Linked DNA regions of Homo sapiens: regions 2, 3 and 4 are each linked to region 1. Evidence: chromatin contacts called from ENCODE Hi-C or POLR2A ChIA-PET data. All regions are on one chromosome and are shown on one strand. Each heading gives the region's core, a stretch centred on a gene start or an enhancer-like site at or near the end of the contact. The rest is flanking DNA. Distances are from core to core; before and after follow the strand shown.

Region 1 (6,427 bases), core at 1,510-4,009:
GAAAATTTTGGAAAATAATTAAATTTTGTCTATTTTCTTTATTTTTCCATGTATGACACATAGCAGCTTGTTTTGCCACAACTGTTATGAAGACTGTCTCCTTTCATTCCTTTTCTTTTTTTTTTTTTTTTTTTTTTTGAGACAGAGTCTGGCTCTTTCACCCAGGCTGGAGTGCAGTGGCCGATCTCGGCTCACTGCAACCTCTGCCTCCCAGGTTCAAGCGATTCTCCTGCCTCAGCCTCCCAAGTAGCTGGAATTACAGGCGCCCGCCACCACGCCCAGCTAATTTTTCTATTTTTAGTAGAGAAGGGGTTTCACCATGTTGGTCAGGCTGGTCTCCAACTCCTGACCTCAAGTGATCCACCCGTCTCAAGCCGCCCAAAGTGCTGGGATTACAGGTGTGAGCCACTGCGCCCAGCCAGTCACTGCACCCGGTCTTTCCCTTTTCATTACCACATCCTCCATCATGCAAAATGAGAAGAGATCATCTCAGAGAGATACCTAAAGTATCTCAAAAGAAAAAGTCCTCCATGATTTTAAGATATTTTTGTCAAGCACTTTAGGAGGCCCAGGCGGGTGGACAGCCTGAGCCCAGGGGTTGGAGATCAGCCTGAGCAACATGGCAAAACCCCGTTTCGTCTTTTGGCGAAACCAAAAACTACAAAAAATTAGCTGGGCATGGTGGTGCACGCCTGTGGTCCCAGCTACTTTGGAGGGTAAGGTGGCAGATTCGCTTGAGCCTGGGAGGCGGAGGTTGCAGTGAGCCGAGATCGCACCAGTGCACTCCAGCCTGTGCAACAGAGCGAGACCCCCCATCTCGAAAGAAAAGATATTGTCATAACTTTATTTCTACCTCTCTATGCAGAAAATCCCATTCGATCTGGAGAATAGTACTTTTACTTATAAAACTGAAGCATAACTATCTTGTGTCTCCAGTAGGGGTACTACTACTCTCATTAAGTATAAAAAAAGTTTTTAATTGGTCATACAAATCTTAAGAAATTTAAATTTGGTCTTCAGAATGAAATGCTATAACGAATGGCTTCAAGCACACAACATGGAACATTCTGAAATCCCTGTTTCTTTTTCAAAAAGTAAACTCCAGCTACTTACTGAACAAGAACTGGATGCTAGTGCTAATGTGCTAATTTTGTTTTTCATGCCAAAGGAGTTCTGCCAAAGAGGTTTCTAACCTGTCCTCCTTGTTCCCTGCATTATACTTTTTACAGAAAGTTCCTAGCCTCGAAGGCGGTACGACCATGATGTAAAATATGTAATTCAATTATTTTGCTTTAGGATATGCAATCCATGTACTTTGCTTTTCTGATTTATAATGCTACTCCCTCCTCCCCCAGGGTAAAGGAAAGTACAAAAGGAGAGAGCTTCACAGTAATCTGCCGACTAAAACATGATACCCGATCACCGCATTTAAAACTTTTTATTTTTTCATTTCTCTCAAGTCTAGAGTTGAAAAATCAGCTCACTTGATCTTATCTAATCATCAAATAAAAGGTTCTAGAAATAGCTTCTTATTTGTGGAAAGAGCCAGAAGACACATACAAATGGAAGAGAGCTCTTGAATCGTCTTTCCCAAAGCATTCTATGCGTGATGAATGCAAGCAAAATCCTGGAAGGCTTTTCTCTGAATTAGGTACTTCCTAATTGAGCTCATTTGAAAGCTGATGTAAAATGCAATCAGAAAGCAGCCAGAAACAGTGACAGACCAACAGCAAAGTTCAAATACTTATTCCCTGGAGCTCATGCTGCATACACATATTCCGTGCACAGTCGCATTAGGTACTGTCTCCATAGGCTCACCTGTTTCAGGTTACACATGCTCCTCTCGGTCTGGTTGCCCTGGTTTGCCCACTCCACACATTCACAAATGACTCAAGTCTCACCTGCCCCCGGCCGTCCCAGCTCCTGACACCCCCGCGTCGGTCCGCACCGACGTGTCGGCGTACACACACACACACACCCGTACACACGTGTCCGCACACACCCTCGCCCCCGGCCCCGCCCAGGAGGCGGACCCGGGAGAGGCGAGCCGGCCCGGCCTCCGCGAAGTGGGTGGTGCCGGGCCCCGCAGCCCTGCCGGCGCTGTCATCGCGGACGCCGTGCACCGCGTCCTCGGCGCAAACTCCTCGCGGCCGCTGAGGTTCCCCAAAATGCCAGGGCCTCGCCAGCTCCCATTTCAATTGAAAGCGTCCGCGCCCCTCACTGCACGGAGGTCCCTGGAACCCCAGAATTTAAATAGGGGCAGGGGGCGAGCATAGGGACTATCCTCCTTTTGACTTTCTGCGTCGCAATTCCTCCCGGGCGGCAGGGCGGGAGGGCGGCCGAGCGCGGGCGGGAGGCGCTCCCATTTTGAAGGCTTGTCTCGCCTTTCCCGGCGCGGGGCTCTCTGACCGGAGGGCGAGCCCACGAGAACGCCAGGGAGGCGTACGCAGGGTACTAAGGGCGCCGCGCCCCAACCTCCCCGCGCCCCAGACCCAGGTCGTCTCTGGAGGTGCCTGCAGCCCCCGCCGCCGGAGCCACGGGAGGAGCCGCAGCCGCCCCTCCGGGAGCCGCGCGCTGACTGCAGTGCCAGGCGGAACGCGGCCCAGCGCGGCTGCAGCTCCGCCGTACCCCCCTCCCTGGAACCCCGGCCCCCGCCCTGCGCACCTCGGCAGCAGCCGAACCGCAGCTTGGGACTCCGACTGTCACAGCCCCTCTCGCCGGACCCGGGGTTTCTCCGTTTTCGGCGTCACAATAATAAGGAAGTTTCCCCGCAAGCCTGCGGGCGGCGGAATGCGCTGGGTGAATGGCTTCGCACCGGGCCAATGGGCGCCGTTCTGGGATGGGCCCGCGCCAATGGCGGCCGCCGTGGCACGGGCTGGAGGCGGGGCGGCAAGGTCCGCGGGCAGGAGGAGGGGAGAGGCCCAGGCCCCAGAGCCAGGCGCAGGCTGCCCGAGGTGACAGGACTCGAGGGCCCGGCGCGGGGACAGCGGCACGGGTGTGTCAGCCGAAATCGGACTGCAAGACATAGAGCGTTGACGCTGAAATAAGATTGCTTTTCACTGGCGGGGAAGCGAGCTGGACCGATCAGCGGTTGCCTATTCAGGTTCTGGACTCTGGTTTTTATTATTTATGAAGAGGTGACCGAAAGCCTTGGGCACGGGGGAAAAAGCTGGAGGGTGACAATTGAGGGAGAGTGCGCTAGTCTTCTGCTTTACTCCCCTTCGTAGGACTGTAGGAAGCGCGGCGCCGGCCCGCGGCGCTGCGCGGTGGGAGAGGCGGGGAAGGAGGTACGCGGCAGCCGCCGGCGCTCTTCTGGAGAGGTGGGGATCGAAGACCGGCACGGGGCTGCGGAAGAAAGGCGGGCCTGGGGGAGGCTGGAGGGTGGACCCGGGGGGAGCATAGCAAGAAGAGTCTGAGCACCAGATCTTAAAATCTTGTAATCTGAAAGACACTCTGTGGCCTATACCCAGTAACGGATTTTTTAAAAGTTTGTCCTCTTCCACTTTTCCCTAGCGCCGAATCCCAGAGCTTCCTCCCCCTCCCCAAGGTCACTAGTGCTTTCATACTTGCCCTAGACCTGATCTGATCCACAGCTAATCTTTTGCAGAAAACCTCAGAAAGGTGACTTCATGTGTCTGCCCCCCTTAAATGTAAAATGCAGAACACTGGCACGGTACTGCTTTAATCCAAAGGAATAACTCTCCCAGTGGAAGAATTTCTATAACCTGGCATTTGAAGCAGGAAGGCCCTTTGAGGATAGATTCTTACCAAGGACATTCAAATCACCTCAGGTCTGCAATCGCTCGTCCTGAGAACCTAACAGACTGACCAAGTAGAAAAGAAAGTTTCAAGGAGTGGTGTATCCTGGGGATGAGACGTTGTTGGCTGACTGACAGTGTTGAGCCCTCCGTGAAATAATGCAAATTGTCCAGTACACTGAGACAAGAAAGCTAAAAAAGCAGAATCTAAGTTATCAGGTCATCTAAGAAAAAATCCAAACCTTTGAAATTTGGATCACACTTGACACGTTTAGAAACACTGGGGATGGCCAGGCGCGGTGGCCCATGCCTGTAATCTCGGCACTTTGGGAGGCCGAAGCCGGTGGATCACTTGAGGTCAGCAGTTCGAGACCAGCCTGGCCAACATGGTGAAACCTTGTCTCTACAAAAAAAAATACCAAAATTAGCCGAGTAGGGTGGTGTGCGCCTGTAGTCCCAGCTACTCAGGAGGCTGAGGCAGGAGAATCACTGGAACCTGGAAGGCGGAGGTTGCAGTAAGCTGAAATCAAGCCACTGTACTTACTCCAGCCTGGGCAACAGAATGAAACGTTGTCTCAAAAAAAAAAAAAAAAGAAAGAAAAAGGAAAAAAGAAACACTGGGGACAAGAGTAACACAATTCACTTATATTCCAGATATGTGGCAGTTTCACAAAAGTTTAGTCTATTACAAAGATGCAATCCCAATTTAGAGATGCTGTTGGCAAAAGAACTGGTTAAATGCCCAAAGAGGAGTCTGGTAGGAAGACGAAGGAGTCCGGTACTTGCAAAGGAGAAAGTGAGAGATCCTATTGTTAGGTGTCACATATGAGGTTTGTAATCAATCAGTGTTTGGGTTGATATGTCTGGCCCATGGCTCAAGTGTTTTTCTTTTTTTGTTGTTGTTTTTTTGTTTTTTGTTTTTGAGACGGAGTCTCGCTCTGTCGCCCAGGCTGGAGTGCAGTGGCGCAAACTCGGCTCCCTGCAAGCTGCGCCTCCCGGATTCACGCAAGTCTCCTGTCGCAGCCTCCTGAGTAACTGGGACTACAGGCGCCCACCACAACGCCCGGCTAATTTTTGTATTTTCAGTAGAGACGGGGTTTCACCATGTTAGCCAGGATGGTCTCAATCTCCTGACCTCGTGATCCGCCCACCTCGGCCTCCCAAAGTGCTGGGATTACAGGCGTGAGCCACCGCGCCCGGAGTTTGTTTTTTTGAGAAGGAGTCTCGCTCAGTTGCCTGGGATGGAGTGCAGTGGCGCGATCTCTGCTCACTGCAACATCCACCTCCCCGGCTCAAGCAATTCTCCTGCCTCAGCCTCCCGAGTAGCTGGGATTACAGGCGCTCACCACCACACCCGGCTCATTTTTGTACTTTTAGTAGAGGCGGGATTTCACCATGTTGGCCAGGCCGGTTTAGAACTCCTGACCTCAAATCATCTGCCCACCTCGGCCTCCCAAAGTGCTGAGATTACAGGCGTGAGCCTCCGTGCCGGCCGGCTCAAGTGTTTTTCATATGAAATTTCATCTTGAGGAAAAGGATGGTTATCAAAGACTCAAGCCTAGAAATGGGATAGGAGCAATGTATAAATAACAAGTTAGGATACTGTAAGCTTCTTTTACCAAATAAATAGCCAAACCCTGAGAACTTACATAGAACTTACATAGAACAGTAAAGATACCACAGTACTTCGATTTATTTTTTTTCATTGGGACAACATATAATGACAATTTCCTTAGCAAGCATGTCCTGCTTCAAAATGGCTTTAAATGGCTCCAGCATCAGCAATAGTCTTAACAGCAGATACGTAAACTGTTTTGAAGAGGCCATGGTTTACTTTTTCCTTCCATTTCTATAGCCCTGTCTTCCATCCATTTCTTTCTGCATTCTCATATATTCTCTAACAAACGTACTATATACTGAGCACCTACAATAATGTCAGCCCCTGTGAATACATTGGTAAGCAAAACAGTACAGTCTTTGTTGCCATGAAAGGGGAGACAAACATTAACCAAATAATTGTACCAAGGAATATATACTTGCTAACCTGTATAAATTTTATAAAAGAAAAACATTCATGTTAAAAATAAAAGGCTTAATAAATTCTAGGCTCATGCCCCTGTAATCCCAGGGCTTTGGGTTACAGGCTGAGGCAAGAGCATCGCTTGAGGCCAGGAGTTTGAGACCAGCCTGTGCAACATAGTGAGTCCCTGTCTCTCCAAAAAATAAAAATAGGCATGGTGGGGCACGCCTTTAGTCCTAGCTACTTGGGAGGCTGAGGTGAGAGAATAGCTTGAGCATAGGAATTCGAGGTTGCATTGAGCTTTGATGGCACCACTGCACTCCAGCCTGGATGACAGAGGAGACTCCAAATACACACACACACACGCACACACGCGTGCACATACACACACACACACACATATAACCATAACTTTTTTTTTAAGAGACAGGATCTTGCTATGTTGCCCAGGCTGGCTTCAAACTCCTAGACTCAAGCAATCCTGCTGCCTTAGCCTCCCGAGGAGCAAGGATTAAACTAACCATAACTTTTGACAGGGGGACAGGACCATGTGGTTCAGCTCTATCACTGGTTAGACAAGGTATGCCCAGTGGCAAGGGGATGGTGCCCAGGGCTGCTGCACTTCTACCTGAACACATGCTGATTTCCT
Region 2 (6,427 bases), core at 2,220-4,719, 480 kb after region 1:
AGATTCTGCATGTTTTGATACTGGGCTTCCTTCCAATGCTAACACCTGGCCTAGTGCCTCTAGGTTTAGCTTCCCTGCCTCATCAGTGAACTCACTTTCACAAAAGGAATTCCAGCCATGTTCAGAGCAGTGGCAGTCTCTTAGATTAAGAATAGGACCTTGTATCTCCCTGAGCATCTGCTTAGCAGGACAAGTTTTGTTTCGATTTGTGAAAAACTGGAATATTAGCTTAGGGCAGGAGTAGGCAATATATATTTTTTTTTTTTGTAAAGGATCAGGTAGTAAATATTTTAGGCTTTGCAGATCAGGTGGTGTTTGTCTCAGGTAGTCAGCTCTACCGTTTTAGTGTGAAAGCAGCCAAGCTCATAACATGAATAAATGAACATGGCAGTATTCCAATAATAAACGAAAGGCTGGCTAGATGCAGTGGTTCCTGCCTATAACCCCAGCACTTTGGGAGACCAAGGCAGAAGGATGCTTGAGGCCAAGAGTGTGAGAACAGCTTGGGCAATAAAGCAAGACCCCCTTTTTTTTTCTGAGACAGAGTCATGCTCTGTCGCCCAGGCTGGAGTGCAGTGGTGCTGTGTCGGCTCACTGTAACCTCCGCCTCCCGGGTTCAAGCAATTCTCCTGCCTCAGCCTCCCGAGTAGCTGGGACTACGGGTGCCCGCCACCATGCCCAGCTAATTTTTGTATTTTTAGTATAGACAGGGTCGCACCATGTTGGCCAGGCTGGCTTCGAACTCCTGACCTCAGGTGGGTCCACCCGCTTCAGTCCCCCACAGTGCTGGGATTACAGATGTGAGCCACTGTGCCTGGCCAAGACCCTATCTTAAAAAAAAAGGTAACTTTCATTTTATTCCAATGAAACATTATACATTGGCACTGAAATTTGAATTTTATATAAATTTTATATTGTGAGAAATATTATTATTCTTGACTTTTTATTCAATGATAAATAAAATGAGCTAAGTGTGGTGGTGCATGTCTGTAGTCCTAACTACTCAAAAGGCTGAGGTGGGAGGATTGCTTGAGACCAGAAGTTTGAGGCTGCAGTGAACTATGATTACACCACTGCACTCCAGCCTGAGTGACAGAGTGAGACTTTGTCTCTAAAAAATAATAAAAAATAAAGTAAAAAACCATTCTTAGCTCATAGGTGAACAAAGATAGGTGGCTGGCCCTATTTGACCTGTGGGCTATAGCTTAATGATTCCTGATTCAGGGTTTATGATTTTGTATGTTGTTTTAATTCTGAGTTCTTGAAAATTGAGTTGTTAAAATGTTTTATGACTCTCTACTGATAAATCTTGAATCTGTTGCTTTACAGCTGCACTTTGGCTTGAACTAGTTATTTCTTTACATGATTCAAACTTGGCCTCTGATAATGCATCTTCCAAAGGTTGTATTTGGAAAATCTTAGAATGAATGGATTATCTGTATGAGAAGATTGCATGTTCATTTAAGGTGCCAAGGGTTTTCTGAACAGCTCAACTTGGAAGCAGATGGGGTCTGTGCACTCCATTGTGCACTGTTTAGTTTGCCTGTTTGTTTTCCTTTCTTTAATGCCAGAAAGAATAACACAGACACACCTTATAAAAGCATGCCAAGGTTACGGGATTGATTATTTTGTCAATATGTTTGAAAGCTGACTTTGAAAACATTTTTAGAACTTTGAAACTTTTAGGAAACATCTTAATCATAATACTCAGTGTTAGTATAAGATAACAAGTTTGAATGAAAACTTGACAAAGCATTTGGAATGTTTAGTTTGAAAAGTCTGGGCCGGGCATGGTGGCTCATGCATGTAATCCCAGTGCTTTGGGAGGCCAAGGCGGGCAGATCATGAGGTCAGGAGTTCGAGACCAGCCTGGCCAACATAGTGAAACCCTGTGTCTACTAAAAGTACAAAAAATTAGCTGGGCTTGGTGGTGGGCGCATGTAATCCCAGTTGCTTGGGAGGCTGAGGCAGGAGAGTTGCTTGAACCTGGGAGCTGGAGGTTACAGTGAGCCGAGATCGCGCCATTGCACTCCAGCCAGGGCAACAGTGCGAGACTGTCTCAAAAAAAAAAAAAAAAATCCTGAATTGAATATTCTTAAAAGTTTTACTGTGTGAAAACGTAGACTCTTGTATGCACATTCATGCATGCCTGTTGATACAGTCATCTGCATTTATTTTGGAAGCTTGGTCTGTTGAAGTATATTCTGAGGGTAATGAAAATATGCCAGCATAATGGATTTCCCCCCAAAATTTCTAAGTGAATTTTAAAAGACAGCTCATAAGTAGAAACATTGGAATAATGTTCTTTCCAGACTAGGTTCTTCACAAACTAGTTATCACAGATGATGGTACTGTTTTTGCAGTTCGGTTTGCTTCATGCCAAAAGTGTCCTTGATCAGTTACTTTAAATCTTGATACCATTAGACTGTTGCAGTATTGAGATTTTGTTTTTTTAACTTTGAAGATTCCAAGATATGGTAGGATATTTTGTCTTCTTTAGATTACCATTTCTTATTTTTTTATTCTTATTTATTTATCAATTTATTTTTTGAGACAGTATCGCTCTGTCGCCCAGGCTGGAGTGCAGTGGTATGATCTTGGCTCGCTGCAACCTCCACCTCTAGGGTTCAAGTGATTCTTGTGCCTCAGCCTCCCGAGTAGCTGGGACTACAGGCGTACACCACCATGCCTGGCTAATTTTTTTGTGTGTGTTTTTTTTTAGTAGAGACGGAGTCTCACCATGTTGCCCAGGCTGGTCTCAAACTCCTGAGTTCAGGCAATCTGCCCCCTCGGCCTCCCAAATTGCTGATATTACAGGCATGAGCCACCACGCCCAGCCCATTTCTTGTTTTTTAATATTTAACTCACGAGTAAATATAAATAGGATTTTCTCAGATAAATTATATCATAACGTAACCCTTAAATTAACCCTTTGCTTATTGAAGTGTCCTTAAGAGACCCTTTATCCTAGAAACAAGATTGGTGTTTGTCCAGTCTCCTTAGGAGCTATAGAAATCAATTGAGTGGTGAAGATAGGTGAGAACAGCAAAGAATTGGCAGCTTAGGTCTGCAGCATTGGCTATAGGCCTCACTGGCTGAAGCGATGAGGAAGCAGTGACAGGAGATGGGTAGTGGAAGCATGCAGTGTGTGCACAGAGAAAGCCGGCCAAATGCTTTGGTGACAGTGACAATGCACTTTTCCAGTGCAGGCATGGACTCCCTAGAGGTTGGATAGGCAGGCTCCATCTCACCCCTATTTCCTCACTGTGCAAAATTCCATTGTTAGAATTTTTTTAATGTGTGCTTTAAAATTTTTATTTATTTTTAATGTTAAGAATAAAGATATCCTGTTTTCACTTTAACCTCTTGAAATATAAAATGACTCATGTTCATTGGCACAAAGGTTGAGAGTTCAGTTCAGGGTCAAAACTCTTAGGCACTTGGACTTTGCTTTGCTACATACTTGCATTGCTCTGCTATCCTGTGTGGTATTCACAAGCTCAGTAACCTGAAGCAGACCCTGAACTGACTGCTGGGTGGTGCAATGGGAGGAAGTCCAGCTTTTCCAGCAGTGTGCTTTGTGTCCTACCACTCTCCCCAAAGCACAGATAACTTAATTTTTAACTTAGGAAGCAGTCTAAATAATGTATGCTGTTTTATTTTCTCCCAGGGACGTTGGCCAAGCCATTGAGTGTTTATCTTAATGGAGAGATCTGATTATGTAACCATATATTATACTAATAAATGGTGTGTATAAGTTTTTATCTCTAATTGAAACTCTTCCCCTTTTTTTGCATTTTTCTTTTTGAAAAGATCATTGTCACAGTCGTACTGGGACTGGTTATAGGTGCCATTTACTTTGGGCTAAAAAATGATTCTACTGGAATCCAGAACAGGTAAGTAAATTTGGATCTTGATTTTCAGAAAATGCTGTTACTTTCTTCAAGCTTATTGAAATCCATTAAGAATTTGAATTTAAGACAAGTATAGTGTAAATGTCATTCTTTTATTGAGGGTAGGATGAGTCAGTTTATTTTTGAGACAGAGTCATGCTCTGTTGCCCAGGCTGGAGTGCAGTGACGCGATCTCAGCTCACTGCAATCTCCGCCTCCCGGGTTCAAGCAATTCTCCTGCCTCAGCTTCCCAAGTAGCCTCGACTACAGACATCCACCACCACGCCCAGCTAATTTTTGTATTTTTAGTAGAGACGGGGTCGCACCATGTTGGCTAGACTGGCTTCGAACTCCTGACCTCAGGTGGGTCCACCCACCTTGGCCTCCCAAAGTGCTGGGATTACAGGCGTGAGCCACTCCACCTGGCCCAATTATTTTTAAATGTACAGTTCAGTGGCATTAAGTACATTTACATTGTTATGCAACTATCACCACCATCCAACTCTAGAATTCTTTTTGTCTTCTCAAGTGGAATATCTGTACCCATTAAGCAATAACTTCCCATCTCATATCTGCCTCTCCTAACCCCTGGCAGCAATCATTCTACTTTCTGTCTCTGAACTTGACTACTCTAAGACCCTCATATAAGTGGAATCATACAGTAGATATTCTTTGGTAACTGACTCATTTCCTTTAGCATGTTGTCTTTATGGCTCATTCATGTAGCATGTGTCAGATTTCTTTCCGTTGTAAGGTTGAATAATATTCCATTGTATGTACATACCACATTTCGTTTTTCCATTCATCTATAGATGGAAACTTGGGTTGCTTTCACCTTTTGGCTGTTGTAAACAGTGCTCCCTAGGTGTACAAATATCTCTTTCAGCCAGGTGTGGTGGCATGTGTCTGTAGTCCCAGCTACTCGGGAGGCTGAGGTGGGAGGATTGCTTGAGCCCAGGAGTTCTAGGTTGCAGTGAGCTATGATTGCACTACTGCAGTCCAGCCTGGGTGACAGAGTTCGACCCTGTCTCTTAAAAAAACAAACAAAAAAAACCCTATTTTAGTTCCTGCTTTCAATTCTTCGGATATATACCCAGAATTAGAATTTCTGGGTCATATAGTAATTCTGTTAATTTTTTTGAGGAACTACTATACCGTCTTCCACAGTGGCCGTACCATTTTACATTCTTACCAGCAGTGCACAAGGGTTCCAGTTTCTCCATATCCTTACCAACACTTTTCTTTTTCTCCCTTTTAAATAGTAGAGATCCATTGGATCTTTGGAGAAATGTCTATTCAAGTCCTTTGCCCATTTTAAAATTGAATTGTTTGTTTTTTTGTTGTTGAGTTGTAGGAGTGCTTTATATTTTTGAGGAGATATTAATCCCTTATCAGATACATAATTTGCAAATATTTTTCCCCACTCTGTGGGTTGTCTTTTCAGTATTGATAGTGTCCTTTGATGCATAAACATTTTTAACTTTGATGTAGTCCAATTGATCAATTTCTTCTTTTGTTGCCTGTGAGCTAATTTCTGTCACTTTTTAAATATATATGTTTGACTTAGGGGTGTGATGGGGGTGGGACTCAGCTTTTCCTGTTATATGGTTAGCACTTTTGTTAGTGTTGTGATCCTTACCTAGTTTCAGTCACAGTGGACCCTTAAAAACCTCATTTTATGAGGGGACTTTTTATCGACTGTATTGTGTTCTGAACATAAGCACTCAGGAATTTCACAGCCCTCAGAGTTCTGGTTATTTCATGTATGGAGAACACTTGTGGCAGATACTGTGCTCCGTAGTGCTTGCTGTCCATAGTCTCAGGTTACCACCCAGTGATTTAGAGGGGGTAGATGGTAGTATCCCCATTTTACTATTGAGGAAAGTTGAAGACGCTTATGTGCAGCCTATTTTGATGTCTGGAAAGGCTGATTATTTTTTAAAGAATAAGCATAAAAGTTGGTTCCTCACTCAAGTAAAATAAATTCTTTTGTATGGAATCAGATAGTGTTACTCTACGATGAGAGTGTTATTAAACAGCAGTTTACCAGAGTGATGTCATTGTTGTTTTTACTTTCCCTGAGGGCTGAGGTATCTGGATTATTTCCAGACTTGCTAGTAATTGATGGTTTGTGTGCTGTGTAGATGCCATGTCTTAACCCAGCACAGAATATATCACAGGATCTAAAGGCAGTGGGCCTTTTATATTGTGCAGCAGGAAGCATTTGGAGAGGACATGGAGTAACCTGGTCCTCAACTGGAACTTTGAAGAGGACTGGAAATCTGGCCATTAAAGCTCTTGGTAGAAAAATCCAGAGAAATAAAGAAGAACTTTAGGTGTTTCTTCAGATGTTTTCTGGAGAAATAGGGCATTAATCTTATTTTAATTTGTTTGTTTTTGAAACAGAATCTCACAATATTGCCCAGGCTGGTGTGCAGTAGTGCAGTCATAGCTCACTGCAGCTTTGAACTCCTGGGCTCATAATTTGTATTTGTGACTTAAGCTTGCTATCTTTTTTTTTTCCCCCAAAGCTC
Region 3 (6,427 bases), core at 2,524-5,023, 370 kb before region 1:
CATGGAACTCCTGGTAATAAACAAGTATCAACTGATTTCATCTCCAAAAGAATTTCCCTTCCTCTCTGTCCCCATTACCAACCTCCTGCCCACAGTGGGAATAACTGAACTGCTGATTAAAGTTTGGTTTATTTGTTTTTCTAATTATGATGGTACAGTGCTTGACCCACTGAGTTTTCTACCCATTGCTCTTGCCGGGCATCTTTTCTGTGTTGTAAGGCACATGGAATTCTCTCTCATTTCTATGATGAGCAAAGATAAGGCTACTCTCCTTAAGCCGCATCCCACAATGGGCTCACATTATAAATTAAGATAAATATGAAGACCCTGAATATATTTGCAGCTACCCACTACAAGAGTTAAAATGTTCCACATGGAACTTACCAATAAACGTGCTCATAAACGAATTTGGTGTATTTTATCTAGACTGCAGATGATCACATATAAAATAATGATTGTCATGGGAAAGCTCTCATTTAAAAAATTAAATAAGATTGTGTAGGGAAATGAGATTATTCATTCACTGACTCTTTAATCAGACTTTAATCAGCAGTTCAGTTATTCTCACCATACTGTGCACCAAATGTATAGTAGATAAATCAGAGAGACGTACTGCCTGCTCTCAGTGAGCTTGTGGAGGAAAACACACAGAAACACTATACAAATAAATAATCATTATAATAATCACAGGTAACAGTGTTTATTGTTATGTCAGGTACTGTTCTAAAGAAATTACATGTACTATCTTATTTCATCCTAATAACAACCCTAGAAGTTAGGTACTATTATTTCACATTTATAAATGAAGAAATAGACCATGTGAGCTAAGTAACTTTCACAATGCATGCGGCTAGTAAAGAGCCAAGATTTGAACCTAGAGAGAAGACTCAGAGCCTGAATTCTTTACATCTATACTATAATTGCAAAGCATAGCAGAGCCTGGGTTAGAGAATATTGAGACCAGGTATCAAGTTCAAGAATACTGAAGAGAAAGGATAACAATTTTCTAGGAGGTTAAATGTCTCCATCCTAGTTTAGTGAGTGGAGTGTTTCATTTTGCATGAGCTAAGCTAGTGACATTTAATTCAATATAACATTTCTGATTTAATTTTATGAACTTATTTTGGTAGTTCATTGGAAGAGGCTATTAATGTGATTCCTCTTAACATAGAATAGAACTATTCTATGGACTATTCTCAGGTCTAAAAATAATGACCATTGTAACTGACTGCCGGGGATTCAACTTTAGTTGAACCTACATCCTAGACTTAATTAATAAGAAAGTAGGTAATAAATGAAATGAAAAAAATAAAATAGCTTTCTGTTGGGCATATTTAGGATAGTCCAACCTCCAGGCAAAAAGGATTAACCATGGTTCTGCTAATGCTTTACTTATTTGGCTATAGCAGGAAAAAGGTCAAAGGTAAGAGAGGACAGGTGAAACTTCAATTTAGTTTAGTTTTTCTGGTGCCAACGCCTAGAACATAGTCCCTGCCATATAGTAGGCTCTCAGTGCATGTTTGTTCAAAGAAGGAATGAGTGAATATGAAGGATCAGTTTTATTTCTAATACTCTGGGAAAAGGAGGGAGGGATGTAGCTCACAAGGGTCTAATGTTTATTTATTTTGGGAAAAGCAATCACCCAGAATTAATCTATATTATACTGTTTTTCTAACTAATTAGAATTTAATAAATAGTCCAGTTTCAAAAATCACATTAGTGGTCAAAAACTACATAACATGTCTTCACCTCATTCCTCCAAAAATTAAAAATAGAACTACCACATGATCCACTTCTGGGTAAATATATCCAAAAGAGTTGAAAGAAGGGTCTCAAAGAGAGATTTGCACACCTGTGTTCATAGCTGCATTACAATAGCCAAGAGATGGTAATAATCCAAGTGTCCATGGATGGATGAATGGGTAAACAAATGTAGTATATACAACCAAGAGAGTATTATTCAGCCTCAAAAAGGAAATCCTGTCACATACTACAACATGGACGAACCTTGCCGACGTTATGCTCAGTGAACTAAGCTAGTCACAAAAAGACAAATACTGTATGACTCCACTTATATGAAGTATCTAAAGTAGTCAGATTCACAGAAACGGTAGAATGGTGGTTAGCAGGGGCTGGGGGAGTGGAAAAAGGAGATATGTTTAATGGATATGGAGTTTAAGTTTGCAAGATGAAAATGTTCTGGAGATCTGTCATACAACGATGTGGATATAAATAAGACTACTGAACTCTACGCTTAAAAATTATTAAGATGGCAAATTTCATCTTGTTTTTTTTTAACTTAAAAAAACTACATATAAGATAGTTTTGCCTGTTTTCAGGTTTCTTTTCAGTGTTTTAGGTATTCAGTATTTAAATCACAAAATTTGTGATTTGAACATTTTTTTCTTCCTTCATGAGATTTTAAGTGGATTGATACTTGCTTTCCATTCTGTCCCGATGTCTGACCTTTGTAATGTAAAGAAGAACATTTTGTTTAATTGAGAGAAGTCTGCTGTGTTCTTGTTGATAGAGGACCATCCTAGAGTTGGGAGTGCTGTCTGCACAGCAACAAACCCAGAGTCTACTTTGGATCACCTTATATAGTTCATGAGTAATCAGCAGATGCCTTTCCTTTCTATGTCTCTCTCTCAGTGAAAGGCACTGTTTCTTCCACTTGGTGAGGAATGGCCTAATGCTCATTGTCTGTAACAGGAATGCTACAGCTGCTCAAATTGTACCATTTATCATATTTGGTAAGGTCTTGCCTTAGTCTTGCCTGTTCAATTATAAAAGGAAAGAAGACGTAAAAGATGTAGAGTTGTACTGTGTGATTTTCCCCCCATTATGTCAGAAGAGGCCTTAAGAAAACTAATACCAGCACACAAATATATCTTTTTAGATTTTCTATTATATATTTTGTCTTATCAAGAAGAGCAGAGTGGGCCGGGCGCGGTATCTCACGCCTGTAATCCCAGCACTTTGGGAGGCCGAGGCGGACGAATCACTTGAGGTCAGGAGTTCGAGACCAGCCCGGCCAATGTGGTGAAACCCTGTCTTTACTAAAAACACAAAAATTAGTTGGGTGCAGTGGTGCGTGCCTGTGATCTTAGCTACTCCAGAGGCTGAGACAGGAGAATCACTTCAACCAGGGATGTGGACGTTGCAGTGAGCCAAGGTAGCACCACTTCACTCCAGCCTGGGTGACAGAGTGAGACTCCAAAAAAAAAAAAAAAAAGAGCAGAGTGTATGTTAGTTTGGTGATTCATTACATGTTAGTTTATGATTCATTATGTGCTAGTGTGGTGATTCATTATGACTAGATGGTGCTGTGTAAAAAAAAAAAAATTTCCAGAAAAATCTAGTTTAATAATTATGCTACCCAGTCCTTAAATCCTATATCAAATACTACCTCCTCTAGGAGGTCTTTCCTAATAATATTTTTTTAATCCCAAAACAACAGACTACCTCCAAAAATACACAATGACCTACCTGCATTAGTTTGTATCTTTCTTATAGAAACATTCTATTAATTATGTTATTTATACCATAATATAAGCTCCTTTAGGGGAGAGGCTATCTTGCCCTTACCCATGGTATTCTCTGAAGTACTTCCCACAGGCAAAGAAAGCAATAAGTGTTTGGTAAATATTTCTTGGACTGAATTGAGCCAGCTGTTTACATATACATTAAGTTAACTCTTCTCATTATTCTCAGCCGTATGAAAGAAATGCAGATCCACTCTGTGACTACATCCTATTGCCTAATCTAACTAGGCAGATTGCAGCTACTTTATGTTGACTGTTCAGAAGTTTTTGCTTGGGTTAAATGAAGTCAAACCTGTTGAGTTTTTTGGCGCATGGGGAGTTGTTTACAACTTTTCTTTTTCTTTAGTGCTATTGTTCAGTGGGACCTGCCTGAGGAGTGTACTGTACCCCAAACTGTTTACACTGAACATTCATTTCTTCAGTGACACACCCATCAGCTGACCTGTTTACACTGGTACTTAAGTAAAGTGGGTGCCTGCAAGCTTGAAACACTCTTAAATTGAGTATAGTATGTTTCAAATAATACAAGTATCTTACCATATTATTTATAAGTTTTAGCAGCAACTAATAGACTGGTCCCTAAAATATATAAACAAGGAGCTATTAAATATAATTGTGGTGGTTTTTAAAAGTCTTTGAAAAGAGACCCTTGTCTTATTACTCCAGGGAAATTTGCAGCCATTCTATAGAGGTATTATCTCATCCCTACTAAAAAGATTTCAAATGGGCTGGGTGCAGTGGCTCATGCCTGTAATCCCAGCACTTTGGGAGGCCGAGGCAGGTGGATCACCTGAGGTCAGGAGTTCGAGACCATCCCGGCCTACATGATGAAACCCCGTCTCTAATAAAAATACAAAAATTCGCTGGGCATGGTGGCAGGTGCCTATAATCCTAGCTACCAGGGAGGCTGAGGCATGAGAATCGCTTGAACCTGGGAGATGGAGGTTGCAGTGAGCTGAGATCACACCACTGCACTCCAGCCTGGGCGACAGAGCGAAACTCAGTCTCAAAAAAAAAAAAAAAAGATTTTAAATGAAACTCTTAGTAATCTCTCTTTGGGTGGCCAACCCATTGTTGTAAAGCAAGGGAATATCTTATTAAAAGTTGTTTGTTGGGTCTGGGTGTGTTAATGACACCGTTATCACATTGTTAAGCTTCACAGAAGCATATAACCTCATCAATTTTAAATTTTTTTTAAGTAACATTAGTTTCATAAAAATGATACTTGCTTCTTGTAAATAATTAAAATTATACCCAAAAAGGCAAAAAGAAAAAAAGTAAAAGTCACCTAGTGACCCATTGATATTTTTCTGAACATCCTTTTAGAAATCTCTACACAGAAATTAAAATGCATTTTTACATATAGGAAATATTCATACATGCTACTGTGTTACTAATCTTATTTAAATAATATGTCATGAACATCTTCCATGTCAACTAACGTTAATCTTTATACCACTGTTGTAGTAGTTGTCATAGTATTCCCTTATGTTTTGGAATTTACCTAATTCTTTCTTAATGAACATTTAGATTGCTGTCAATTTGGGACTATTATGCACTCACATTTCAGTGGCCAGAAAGGTTGATGTGTGTTCTGAGTGGTGCACATCCCACAAATATTTCACTAACTTCTAGTCATGTGATGAAATTAAAGTCCACACAGTTTATTAGATGACTCTTTGAGTTGACACATATGCTCTCTCTCTCGCTCTCCCCGCCCACCAAATAGCAGTGACTCCTGGTTGATAAACCATGCAACCCATTGCTCCCACCACTCTGGAGCCTCCCTGCAGCTGACCACCCCTTACTCAGATTGCAGCCAAACTCCCTGTTCTGTGAAACTCTCTGTTTTTCCCACCTCCTTTCTTTCCTCTTTGGAAAATTGTGTAAATGCTGAGTTTTTTCTCTTATCCTTGCACTTTCACAGACCTTGAATTGGTTGACTCTCCTTTAGTAAATCCCCTTCATGCAAATGCTTGTTCCGAATTTCCTAAATCTCGTTCATCCTTTCCTTCTCTTTTTTTGTGAAATATTTAAGTAATTTGTATTAAAATCCATATAGTTCATGTGTCTCTACTAATGTGATAACATTGTGTTTGAAATCTATTAAAAGGAGACTCAAATATCCTCTGTGACATTTTTGCTGAGATTTCATTTCATTTTTTTTTTTTACTTATTTTTTAAATTGACAAATAATAATTGTACATATTTATGAGGTCTGGTTTTTACTGTTGCCATTCACTCTCTCTTCTGACTCCTACCTAGTTACCTTCTTTCCCTGACTCTCTTCTTTCCCTTTCTCTCTCTTCCCTCTTTCCCTCCATTTCCCTAATTTTCTATTGTTTTATAATTGAATTTAATCGTTTTTATAATTTTTATAATTGAACTTAACCTATTTTTCCCCATTCACTTTCCATGGCTTGATAAAATACCTGCTATATATAAGATTAAAAGAATCCATAAAAGTGAAGTTAAACCACATTAAAATAAAAAGCTGTTTTTGCAGCCCTTTAACATGAACTGAATCCCAAAACTTTCTGTTGAGTTAGACCCTCAAGTCTTTGTCTATGAGATACAGTTAACATCTATCATGTCATACATTTATTTATTTTATGTTCCCTACTGCTTCTTCCACACACCACTAAAAGGCAAGTTCTGGCCAGACAAGGTGGCTCACGCGTGTAATCCCAACACTCTGGGAGGCTGAGGCGGGCAGATCACAAGGTCAGGAGTTCGAGACCAGCCTGGCCAACATGGCAAAAACCCGTCTCTACTAAAAATACAAAAAATTAGCCGGGCATTGTGGTGCACGCCTGTAGTCCTAGCTGCTTGGGAGGCTGAGGTAGGAGAATTGCTTGAACCCAGCAGGTGGAGGTTGCAAT
Region 4 (6,427 bases), core at 2,337-4,836, 350 kb after region 1:
GCTGGTATCCTCACAGTGGCTACTCCAGGCAGGCCACCGCCACCATCAGTGTTGCCCAGGCTGGTCTTGAACTCCTGAGCTCAAGTGATCTGCCCACCTTGGCCTCCCAAAGTGCTGGGATTAGTGGCATGAGCCACTGTACCCAGCCCTCTTTGATTTTGACCCTAAGAAAGACAGGGAAATACATGAATATCTATTGGGAAATCTTTTTTGTTATTTATTTGTTATTATTTTTACCTTGCAGCTCCAGCTCAAAGGATGGGAAGTCTTTAAATAATAGAGATGTATATTTGCATCCTGCCTCCCAATGCCATACTTCCCAGAGATTGTTGCCATTTGGGGGCATGTCTTTCAGAGTTTCTTCTAGGTGATTTTGTAAATAAATGAATACTAGATACATACAGAAATATATATTTTTGTTCTGTGAGGTGTGTGTATGTGTGTCTGTCTGTGTGTGTCTTTTAATATCAATGAATTTATATGCCCTGTGTTAATTAGCAGCTTGCTGTTTTCAATTAATATGTATTGGAGGTCTTTGTCAATATAGCACATGTATTTCTATCTCAAACTGTTGCATAACATTCTATTGTATGCATTTGCTGCATTTTATTTACTCGTACCCTTGGAGATAAGCATTTAGGTTCTAGTTTTTCCTTCTTTCCTTTCTTTTCTACCTTTCTATATTGAATTACAATGGTCTTAATAGTATATTTAATAACATAAAATAACGTGTTACATCTGTTGAGGAGGAAACACATTATCCTCTACCTTCTCAGATTCTCTGGTTGGGACTAAGAATTAAACAGACATAAGATGGATAAACAGGAGAAAAGTAGACAAGCTTTATTAAATTTTTACATGTACATGGGCTTTCACATGACGCTCTAAAGAAGTGACTAGAGCAGAAATCTTTCTAAACATTTTTGACAAAGAAATTATACATTTATGAAGAAATAACAAGATAAAGGGGTTTGGACTGGAGGTAATAAATTGTGGGGAAATGACTGGGAGATATATGAATGGGGGTAAAACTAGTAAGATATAAGGATTATTTATTAAGTTTGTTTATGCAGATCCATTTCAATGTCGATTCCCAGTCTCTGGTGATAAGGATTTCTTGTCTTTCTGGTATAAGGAGGGCACCTTCCTCATGGGAAGTTTTATGGCCTATTCTTAAATAGAAAAGGGGAGGTCAGAGAGCCCTTCCTGCGTCAGCTCTTTCTCAAGTGCCTTCAGCTCAAAATAGTTAACATGCCAAAGCAGCATATTTTGGGGCAGCATGACCTTAACTCCTTCACATGAAACATGGGAGGAAATTTGAAAATTAAAGCTTGTGTTATCTTCTGTCAGAAAAAAAAGTATGTGTTTTCTAAATTGGAATCATTTAGATTTGCCCCAAAGGAAAAAAAGTCTTTGGTTACTTCTTAACGAAGGATTTATCTAACATTTATTATTCTGGAATAGATGGAAATCATGAGAGCTGGAGCCCAGTTTCTCTCAGCTTTGCTGAGTTCACTTGGTCATCTTGGCCAAGTTGGCATGAAGTCTACATCAGTAGAAAGTGAGGATCTAATATCACAACTTGCCTCATCCCACACTGCGCTCCCTTCTCCAATTACCTACAGCCTGAACCAATATGGCATTCAGCCAACACTTTTCAGGTCATGTGTGTTAGTCTTGTCAACTCAACCTTGACACCAACCCTGGAGGGCAGAAATCACCCCTTTTTCTCCTGAACAGTGCCTAGCTGATCCTTAGAAACATAGTTATTTACTTTCAATATGTGTTAATTATCTTTAAAACTGTATTTGCAGGTTAGCTTTATTTTGTTTAGAAAAAATCTTAGAATAAAAGTCTTACCACCTCTATAGCTGTATCAGAACTTCTTTTAAGTGTATCACTAGGCCGGGTGCAGTGGCTCACGCCTGTAATCCCAGCACTTTGGGAGACCAAGGCAGGTGGATCACCTGAGGTCAGGAATTCGAGACTAGCCTGGTAAACATGGTGAAACCCCGTCTCGACTAAAAATATAAAAATTAGCTAGGTGTGGTGGTGCATGTCTGTAATCCCAGCTATTTTGGAGGCTAAGGCAGGAGAATCGCTTGAACCCAGGAAGTGGAGGTTGCAGTGACCCAAGATCATGCCACTGCATTCTAGCCTGGGCAACAGAGCTAGACTCTCTCTCAAAAAATGAATAAATAAATAAATAAATAAACAAATAAATAATAAAAGAAGTTTAGATATATCCACAGAAATGGCAGAAATTTCATACCAAGGTTTGTCTAAACTTGGTTTCTACCTGGAATAAAGAATAATCTGCCAGGTATAGTGGGGCATGCCTGTAATCCCAGCTACTAGGGAAGCTGAGGTGGGAGGATTGCTTGAGGCTAGGAGTTTGAGACCAGCCTGAGCAACATAGCAAAACCCCATTTCTGGGGGGAAAAAGAATAATCTCACACATATTTCAAATGTATGTAGATTTATGTTGTGTGATTAAAATATGTTTATTTTAAAGAGTTATCTATGTTGTTATTGGCATTTTGTACTTTCTCTTCCGGGATACTTAAAGTGCAAATACTACCATGAGGAAAGAGGGAGTCTTACCAAATGAAAAAATGATCCTCATATTTACAAAACCCTGGCCAGGTGCATTGGCTCATGCCTGTAATATCAGCACTTTGGGAAGCTGAGGTGGAAAGATTGCTTTAGCCCAGGAGTTTGGGACCAGCCTGGCCAACATGAGACCCCATCTGTATAAAAAATGTCAAACATTTAAAAAACTAGCCAGGCATGGTGGTGCAAACCTGTGGTCCCTGCTACTTGGGAGGCTGAGGTGTGCTTGAGCTCCGGAGGTTGAAGCTGCAGTGAGCTGTGATAATGCCACAGCACTTTAGCATGGACAACAGAGTGAAACCCCATTTTTTAAAAAACAAAAAAAAAAATCAGAGAGAGAGGGCAGAGCAATATGGGTGAATAGAAGGCTCCACTGATTGTCCCCAGAGAGGAACACCAAATTTAATAACTATCTATACATAAAAAGCATCTTTCTTCAGGCAAGGCAGTCATGAAAGAAATAATATAAAATAAAGCACCTTCCTAAGAATGAAAAATCAGGTGAGCACTCACAGTGCCTGGTTTTAACTTCATATTGCTGACAGAGGCACTGAAGAGGGCAAGAAAGACAGTCTTGAATTGCTGATGGCACCCCACCCCTATCCTCTGGCGATGGCCGTAGGTGCAGAGAGAGAATCTGTGCACTTGGGAGAGGGACAGTGCAGTGATTGTGAGAGGCATTGAACTCAAAGCTGCCCTGTCACAACAGAAAGCAAAACTGGGCTGAACTCAAATGATGCCTGCCCATTGAGGGAGCACTGAGACTAGCCCTAGCCAGAGGGGAATGGCCCATCCCAACAGTCAGAACTTGAGTTCCAGCAAGTCTCATCATTATGACCTAAAATGCTCTGGGGCCCTAAATAAACTTGAAAGGCAGTTTAGGCAATAAGGACTGCAACTCCTACACAAGTCTTAGTGCTGAGTTGGGCGTGTAGCCAGTGGACATGAGGGACATGTGACCTACTGAGACACCAGCCAGGGCAACTACAGGAGTGCTTGCACTACCCCTCCCAAAACACCAGGCAGCACAGCCCTCAGCTGCAAAGGAGAAGCCTTACTTCTGCTTGAGGAGAGGAGAGGAAAGAGTAAAGAGGAATTTGTCTTGCAACTTGGATACCAACTCAGCCGCAGTAGGATAGGGCACTAGTCAGGGTCATTAGGCCCCCATTCCAGGCCCTAGTTCCCAGACAGTATTTCTAGACATACCTTAGGCCAGAAGGGAATCCACTGCCTTGAAAGGAAGGACCTATCCTGGGAGGAATCATCACCTGCTGATTAAAGAGACCTTGGGCCCTGAATAATCAGCAGCAGCACCCAGGCAGTACTTGCCATGGGCCTTGGGTAAGACTCAGAGATATGCTGGCTTTAGATGTGAACCAGCACAGTCCCAGCTATGGTGGCTATGGTGAGAGACTCCTTTTGCTTGAAAAAAGCTGAGGGAAAAGTAAAGAGGACTTGATCTTGCACCTTAGGTACCAGCTCAGCAACAGTGGGGTAGAGTAACAAGTGGGCTCTTGGGGCCCCTAATTAGAGGCCTTGGCTCTTAGATGGAATTTCTAAGCCTTCCCTGGGCCAGAAGGTGGACCATTTCCCTGAAGAGTGAGTCCCAGACCTGGCAGCCTTCAGCATAAGCTGACTGAAGAGCCCTTGGGCCTTAGTGAACCTCGGTGGTAGCCCGGCAGCACTCCCCTTGGGCCTGTGGAGGTGATGGCCATGGGTGAGTTTCCTCTGCCTGTAGAAAGGTGAGGAAAGCGTAGAAATAACTGTGTCACATAACTTGTGTGCTAGCTCAGCTGTGGTAGAATAGAGCACCAGGTAGATTACTAAGATTTTTGACTCTAGTCCCTAGTTCATGGATGGCATCTCTGGAAAAGAATAGGGTCTAGGGGAACTTGCTGCCCTGAAGAGAAGGACACAAATCTCGCTGGCTTTACCACCTGCTGATTGCAGAGCCCTAGGGCCTCGAGTGAACATAGGCAGTAGCCAGGTACTGGTTACAACAGGCCTTGGGTGAGACTCAGTGCTGTGCCAGCTTCAGGTCTGTCCCAACTCAGTCCCAGTGGTGGTGGCCACAGGGGTGCTTGTGTCACCCCACCCCCAGCTCCAGACAGCTCATCACAGAAAGACAGACTCCATTTGCTTGGAAGAAAGTAAGGAAAGAAACAAGAATCTGCCTGGTAATCCAGAGAATTATTCCAAATATTATTCAAGATTATCAAGGCAGTACCTCTATGAGTCTGGAAGAACCATAGTGTTACTGGGCTTGAGATGCCCCCTAATGTAGATATGTCTTAGATCTCAACACCCAAGTCTTTTTAAATGCCTGGAAAGAGTGCAGAGACTACCATAGATATCTGACTCTTCAATGCCCAAACGCCAATGAACATCCACAAGCATCAAGACCTTCCAGGAAAACATGACCTCACCAAATGAACTAAATAAGGGAACAGGGAACAATCCTGGAGAAGCAGAGATATATGACCTTTCAGACAGATAATTCAAAATAGCTGTTTGGGGGAATGCAAAGAAATTCAAGATAACACAGAAAAGGAATTTAGAATTCTGTCAGATAAGTTTAACAAAGAAATTGAAATAATTAGAAAGAATCTAGCAGAAATTTTGGAGTTGAAAAATGGAATTGACATGGTGAAGAATGCATCAGTCTTTCACCAGCAGAATAAATCAAAACAGAAGAAAGCATCAGTGAGCTTGAAGACAGGCTACTTGAAAATATACAGTCAGAGGAAACAAAAGAATAAAAAAATATAAAGTATGCCTAGAAGATCTAGAAATTAGCCTTAAAGGGGCAAACCTAAGAGTTATTGGCCTTAAAAAGGAGCTAGAGAAAGAGATAGGGATAGAAAGTTTATCCAAAGGAATAACACAGAACTTCCAAAACCCACAGAAAGTTATTGATAACCAAATATAAGATTATATAACACCAATCAGATTTAACCCAAAGAAGAACATCTCAAGGCATTTAATAATCAAACTCCCAAAGATCAAAAATAAAGGAAAGATTCAAAAAGCAGCAAGAGAAAAGAAACAAGTAACATACAATGAAGTGCCAATAAGTCTGGCAGCAGACTTTTCAGTGGAAACTGTACAGGCCAGGAGAGAGTGGCATAACATATTTGAAGTGCTTATGTAAAAAAACTCTTACACTAGAATAGTATATCTGGCAAAAATGTCCTTCAAGTATGAAAAAGAAATACTTTTCCAGACAAACAAAAGCTGAGGGATTTCATTAACATTAGACCTGTACTACAAGAAATGCTAAAGACAGTACTTCAATCAGAAAGAAAAGAACAGTAATGAGCAAGAAGAAATCATCTGAAGGTACAAAACTTACTGGTAATATTATAGTAACGCCACAGAAAAACACAGAATATTATAACACTGTAAGTGTAGACTTAACTACTCCAATCTTAAGTAGAAATACTAAAAAGATGAACCAATAAAAAAATAACTACAACAAGCTTTCAAGACATAGACGGTAAAATGAGATATAAACAGAAACAACAAAAAGTTTAAAAGTTGGCAGATGAAATTAAGGAGTAGACTATTGGTCTTTATTATTCTCTTTGCTTGTTTGTTTAAACAAGCAGTGTTGTTATCCGCTTAAAATCGTGGGTTATAAGATAGTATTTGCAAGCTGCACAGTAACTTCAAATCAAAAAACATACAACAGATACATAAAAAATAAAAAGCAACAAATTAAATCATACCACCAGAGAAAATTATCTTGGTTGAAAGGAAGACAGGCAGGAATGAAAGGAGGAAAAAGCAACCAGAAAACAAATGACAAAATGGT

The links. A loop is a pair of places that touch in the nucleus more often than their neighbours do. ChIA-PET counts read pairs that join two places held with the same protein, here RNA polymerase II (POLR2A).
Region 2: a loop to region 1 is called in a map of endothelial cell of umbilical vein, with 2.7 times the contacts of the local background. The contact joins the enhancer-like site here to the promoter of HERC3 in region 1. A Hi-C loop is called at or near these places in 1 of 168 maps with a recorded cell type or tissue (endothelial cell of umbilical vein). POLR2A ChIA-PET finds 5 or more read pairs at or near these places in 1 of 52 experiments (activated CD4-positive, alpha-beta T cell).
Region 3: POLR2A ChIA-PET joins it to region 1 with 12 read pairs in PC-9. The contact joins the enhancer-like site here to the promoter of HERC3 in region 1. POLR2A ChIA-PET finds 5 or more read pairs at or near these places in 3 of 52 experiments (CD4-positive, alpha-beta T cell, OCI-LY7 and PC-9).
Region 4: a loop to region 1 is called in a map of gastrocnemius medialis, with 2.4 times the contacts of the local background. The contact joins the enhancer-like site here to the promoter of HERC3 in region 1. A Hi-C loop is called at or near these places in 1 of 168 maps with a recorded cell type or tissue (gastrocnemius medialis). POLR2A ChIA-PET finds 5 or more read pairs at or near these places in 1 of 52 experiments (T-cell).

Annotation. Positions count from the first base shown.
Region 1 is chr4:88,588,812-88,595,238 of GRCh38, reverse strand. HERC3 (HECT and RLD domain containing E3 ubiquitin protein ligase 3) reads right to left here and starts at 2,759. Exons shown (of 26, transcript NM_014606.3): 1 at 2,665-2,759. RefSeq lists silencers at 1,734-2,143, 2,464-3,023, 3,194-3,253.
Region 2 is chr4:88,104,653-88,111,079 of GRCh38, reverse strand. ABCG2 (ATP binding cassette subfamily G member 2 (JR blood group)) reads left to right here. Exons shown (of 16, transcript NM_004827.3): 10 at 3,814-3,896. Among named protein-coding and RNA genes, the nearest start is that of ABCG2, 51 kb to the left of the region's middle. Within about 2 kb of position 3,469, at least 8 of the 41 ENCODE cell types and tissues checked have a DNase peak (open chromatin) inside an H3K27ac peak, as active enhancers do; they include endothelial cell of umbilical vein, where a contact is called at or near this core.
Region 3 is chr4:88,961,442-88,967,868 of GRCh38, reverse strand. All of the region lies in intron 4 of FAM13A (family with sequence similarity 13 member A), which reads left to right. Among named protein-coding and RNA genes, the nearest start is that of FAM13A, 93 kb to the left of the region's middle. Within about 2 kb of position 3,773, at least 4 of the 41 ENCODE cell types and tissues checked have a DNase peak (open chromatin) inside an H3K27ac peak, as active enhancers do; they include PC-9, where a contact is called at or near this core.
Region 4 is chr4:88,237,555-88,243,981 of GRCh38, reverse strand. No RefSeq gene overlaps it. Among named protein-coding and RNA genes, the nearest start is that of PPM1K, 44 kb to the left of the region's middle. Within about 2 kb of position 3,586, at least 3 of the 41 ENCODE cell types and tissues checked have a DNase peak (open chromatin) inside an H3K27ac peak, as active enhancers do.